Regions from separate parts of the Mus musculus genome. Here region 2 is linked to region 1. A link is a loop called in an ENCODE intact Hi-C map of the cell type or tissue named here. Cell type or tissue: gastrocnemius. All regions are shown on one strand. Region 1 overlaps Sec31a (Sec31 homolog A (S. cerevisiae)). Region 2 overlaps Cops4 (COP9 signalosome subunit 4).

Region 1 (2,500 bases):
TGGTTGGAGATACAGCTCAGCATTTCGCTAACACTTGAGGCCTACGTTCAATTCCCAGGATGCTATGCCCTCTAAAGTTCTGTATTTCACATAACAGTACCCACTAAATCCGATTTCAACTGTCATTCATCTTGCCAACTAATTTTCTACCTTTTAAAGTACATGCAGCAGTGGGTTATACAGTCTTAGTGTTTGAAAGCGCTAGTCTGTTCTCTTCATTTAGTAGCTGACATTCATTATAGGGGGTCTCACACTCATGCAAAGTTTTAGAATTTGTTATTAAAAATTCAACCAATACCCCATGTTATTCAGTTCACAAACACTTGGAAATACCACCCCTCCAGCCACCCCTCTGCTCATGAAACAGGAGGCCCAAGCAGACCCCTTCCAAGCGCAGACCTGTTCTTTGGGACGCAGGCAGCTCACTGGCAGCAGGCGGTGTACCTGTTGTTCCAGGAGGCAGTGCATAAGCTGAAGATGATGGTGGAGCTCCTGGTCCGCCATGCTGGAAGGATGCTCCAGAGGAGGGAGGGGGGAAAGAAGCAGCAGAGCTGGAGGTAGGTGAGGAGGCTTGCTGGGCTGTGTACATCTGAGGCTGCCCAGAATAGGAAGCCACAGGAGATATGTACGGGGTGTTAGGGTAAGCGTTAGAAGCAGGAGGAGCAACAGGCTGTTGAGGTCGATAAGCTGCTGCCCCCCCTGTTCCGAAGGAATACTGCTGGGCTGGCTGGTAAGCTACATCAAGGGGAAGAAACAGAAATCCTTCGTTAGTTACATACTTACTCACACGGAAGTAGGAAGAACAAGTAACGGTATCATAGGAAGATGGTTTTAATCATTAATCTTATAACAGTAAGACCAAAGCTAGCACTCCTGATAGGGGTGTAGCTCAGTGACAGAGCACTTGCCTAGCATGGGAAACCTGGGTTCCACCTGCAGCATCTCAAAAATAAAGAAAAAACAGTAATAAGACAAAGCCTTAGCACGCTTCCTCTGAGAAACATGGGCCATCAGGTCTAAGAGCCGACAGGACTGGCCCTTCTCTGAGAGCGCCTGTTCCTGGGAAGACTGCAGAGACAGCTATGAGCCACCAGATGGAGCCATGAGGACTTGTGGACACAAGGCCAGTACTTTTCTGGAAAACCCTATAGTTTGTTGGTAGCTTGACTTCAGCCTCCACCCTCACTCAACCCTCCTGACAGAGGCTAACACTGCATAGGCAGGGCAGGGAGAGAGGCAGGAAGAGGCCCTGCAGTGTACACCCGGGGCATCTGCTACCCAGAAACAGCACAGCACTGCATGAAATGTAGATTTACGTGAAGAATCCCTGCAGCTCAGAAGCCCTCATCTGGATCAGTGGTTAGGGGGTCTTGGCTTTTTTTAATAGTTGTTTAGACCCTTGGTTCTAAATTTTTAATAGTTATTTAACCTTATAATTCCCCCATTTTACTTAGGTTCTTTGTAGATGTGAAACAGTTAGTCTGCCTCTACCCACCATGGATGGGACTGACGGCCTGCCTGCATCCCCACTCCTAATTGCACTTCTTTTTTCAAGTGTAACTGCTCCCTTTGTCAAAGTCCACAGAATATACAAATCTAAGAGTGCACACACATAAAGTCTGGGCGTGGCACAAGACAGCATCATTTGTTCGTTGCTGCAAAGCATACACTACCATGCATCAGGATGCAAAGAGTCTGTGTGGGTGTGTGTAGGTGCCCTGTACTTTGTGTGTGTGCAGGGGTGAGTGTGTGGGTACTCTGTATCTTCTGTGGGGTTGTGTGTAGGTGCCCTGTACTTTCGTGTGGGTGAGCATGGGTGAGTGTGTGGGTGCCCTGTATCTTCTGTGTGGGTGAATGTGTGGGTGCCCTGTACGCTGTGTGTGGGTGAGCATGTGGGTGCCCTGTATCTTGTGTGTGGGTGAGCATGGGTGTGTGTGGGTGCCCTGTATCTTCTGTGTGGGTGAATGTGTGGGTGCCCTGTACTCTGTGTGTGGGTGAGCATGTGGGTGCCCTGTATCTTGTGTGTGGGTGAGCATGTCAGTGTGTGTCTCTCTTGTGTCTATTCCCCACCTCCCCACTCTCTGTGGGTGCTAGAAACTGAACACTCTAAGGGAGCCCCCTGGCACTGAGTGACACCCTAGCCCCCTGATTTTATCTGTCAAAACTGACTGAGCATGGTTTTGTGGCGGCTAGGCAATGAGGGGAGGCAGGCACCCTGGTTACTTACGCTGCGGCTGTGGGTAAGGTGGCAGCTGGCTGGGCATGTGGCCTGGAGCCGTGGGCAGCGGGGCAGCAGGGTTTGGAATGACATTGCCCTGCATTATGAAACCTGGAGGTGGGGGATTTTCTCCCTGGAAAATGAGAACAGAGTAAAAAGGAAAATTATATTTGGGATCAAGTCTCACCAAATAGCCTTGCAGTCTCTGAAATGGAATTGGTGTTTATTTTTTTAAGCTATTATATGAGAAAGCTGCATTTTGCCTATACTATCTTGCTCAGA
Region 2 (2,500 bases), 160 kb after region 1:
CTCCTACAGTCGTTACTGTCAAGGAAAATGCCCCCACAGGCTCGCTCGCAGGACAGTCTAGTAAAGACATTTTCTCAGTTGAGGTTCCCTTTTTCTAAATGACTCCAGCTGTATCTGTTGGCATAAAACTAGCCGGGACAAATACCAGGATTTAGACCCTGGATGTTCCCACGGCTACTAGGTGTAGGTGTCCTGGTGACAGAAGACAGCGGTTGCTGACAGCATTGTTTCCACTCACTCGGTATTAGTCACCAGGTGTTTAAAGGCTCTAAATGTATACATTGAGTCAGTATTGTTTCTTAGCAGAGAAATACTGGTTTTGTTCTGTTTCTGAGACACAGTCTTTCTGTTCAGTTTGACTGGCCTACAGCTTGCTGTGTAGTTCAGACTGGTGGAAGTCATGCTTCAGCCTTCCTGGTTCTGGGATCACAGAAGTGTATTCCATGCTGGGCATATATATTTTTTATTAACTAAATAATGTACTATTATATATACAAGAAGAAAATAGAAATCACCTAGGCTTACAACCTCCTGGACCATTTTGACCTCTACCCTGGTCCATTATGTGAACATTCAGTTATTCTCATGTATCTACAGATTTTTTGTTAGTGAACATATCTAGTGATTAAAATTTATTTTGAACTAACCCAAACTCTCAGGTTTTTCATCATTTCCAGATATGTGCAGACTAAGTAGCAAAATGAGTTACCCAATCTCTGTCTCCAGGTGAGAGTGGGCTCAGAGTGCCCTGCCTCTCTACAGCCCAGCTTTCAACCTGTAAGCAAGCGGGCTTTTGTGGGCTTCGCAGGGGCTCCTCCCCATAGTTTTATGCCCTTTTTGATGAGTTTGATGTTAAAATGGTTCCCTGATGGACTGCTAGATGCTGTCTAGTGCTCTGTGTGTGTGTGCACGCATGTGTTTAGGTGTGGGTGCTAGTGGGAACTAGGGGTAGACAAAGTGTATATATAGTCTTGGCTGACTCTCACTGACCTCAAATTACAGGCCTGCACCACTGTGCCCTCTAGTGTTCATAAGTATAGACAGTCTGATGTGGAGGTTTTGTGTGACAAAATAGTATCCTGTAAGCTCTAATTTGACAGCATTGCAGTGTTAGCTATGAGTTCAAAGCTAATGAATTAACCCTATATGTTAAGTAAGGGTGTAAACAGAAGCACGTGAAACAAAGTTGCAGTTTGATTAAAGTTGACAAAAAATGGACTAGGGGCTTAGAAGAACCTAGTTCTGTATCTCCAATAGAAGTAGCAGCTCAGCATTAACTGTGGTACAATCAATAACTTTCTAGAACATACTAAATAAATGTATTAATGGGGATTGTATGTATTTTAGTAAGCAAAAATGGGATCATAGAATGTGATTCTTTTTGTCACTGAAGAAACACTTAGAACATTTGACCCTCTGTGTTTCCCTAGGACAGCAGCGCTCTCGGATGCTGGCTACTCTTTTTAAGGATGAAAGGTGCCAGCAACTAGCTGCATATGGGATCCTAGAGAAGATGTACCTAGACAGAATCATCAGAGGGAACCAGCTTCAAGAATTTGCTGCTATGCTGATGCCACACCAAAAAGCAACGACAGCTGATGGTAATGATCATGTCTGACGTGTGTGTGACAGGGGTATCTAGGTATAGATTAGTAGAAAATATGTTACATTAGTATTTTCAAGTAATACTTCTGATTAATAAAAAGAGGACTATTGACCAATAATGAGTATTAAACACTGACATAGGTTTGTGGTATAATCTGAAATAATCCCTATTGGAAAGCAGTTTATGAAATACAGCATTTTTTTCTTCTTTTTTTAAAAAAAAATCTTATTTGTTTTTTGAAACTTGTGAAAACTGAAAAATTATAGCTTGTACCTATGACACCTGAATTTTAAAAAGCTTAAGCCATTGGTAAATAAAACTAAATAACAGATTATATTAGAGCATAATTATTCATCCCTAATTAAGAGTAAAATTTAGCTCAGTAGCTTGCCCAAGGACCCTTGGGGTAAAATGGTCCAAATAGGAATAGGTTTCCTTTCATATTTTTTGGTTAAATGATGTGATTGCTTAAATCAGAATGTCTTTGCCAGGAAAATGTCCTTTTAATATTTTCTAATTCATAATAGTGACTATTTTATGTATTTTTGTCTAAGATGTTTTAAAGTCCCTTGCTAACATGACCATGATACTAAACATAGAGGTGTGGACACACTGAACCATGCATGGAGCAGCATCAGCATGCAAGCCAACTAGGCTTGCTGCCCAGGTCACTGTCACTCTGTACCAGAGAGCAATTAGTTGTGAGGACTCATTTGTACTGGGCTGGCTGAAAGGTCTTAACTTTAAGGATTTTTATTTATGTGCATAAGTGTGTGTCAGTGTGAATATGTGCTGAGTGTGTGGAGGTGTCCTGCAAGGCCAGAAGACATCAGCCAGTGCTGTGTGCTGTGTGCTGTGTGCTGTGTGCTGTGTGCTGTGAGCTGTGAGCTGTGA

Evidence for each region. A loop is a pair of places that touch in the nucleus more often than their neighbours do. Peaks named below come from ENCODE experiments on the same cell type or tissue, not always from the same donor. Only the 100,000 strongest peaks of a DNase experiment are listed, where the experiment ranks them.
Region 2: it touches region 1 in a loop (5-fold over the local background); 7 of 42 quality-filtered maps call a loop at or near these places.

What each region holds. Positions count from the first base shown.
Region 1 is chr5:100,372,981-100,375,480 of GRCm38, forward strand. Sec31a (Sec31 homolog A (S. cerevisiae)) reads right to left here. Exons shown (of 28, transcript NM_026969.1): 21 at 2,228-2,351; 22 at 400-735. Among named protein-coding and RNA genes, the nearest start is that of Sec31a, 42 kb to the right of the region's middle. In gastrocnemius, a CTCF peak has its summit at 1,085 (motif pointing right); a DNase peak (open chromatin) is centred at 1,094.
Region 2 is chr5:100,535,868-100,538,367 of GRCm38, forward strand. Cops4 (COP9 signalosome subunit 4) reads left to right here. Exons shown (of 10, transcript NM_012001.2): 7 at 1,431-1,601. Among named protein-coding and RNA genes, the nearest start is that of Cops4, 19 kb to the left of the region's middle. In gastrocnemius, a CTCF peak has its summit at 1,031 (motif pointing left); no DNase peak of the experiment used is centred here; H3K27ac peaks cover 2,094 bases.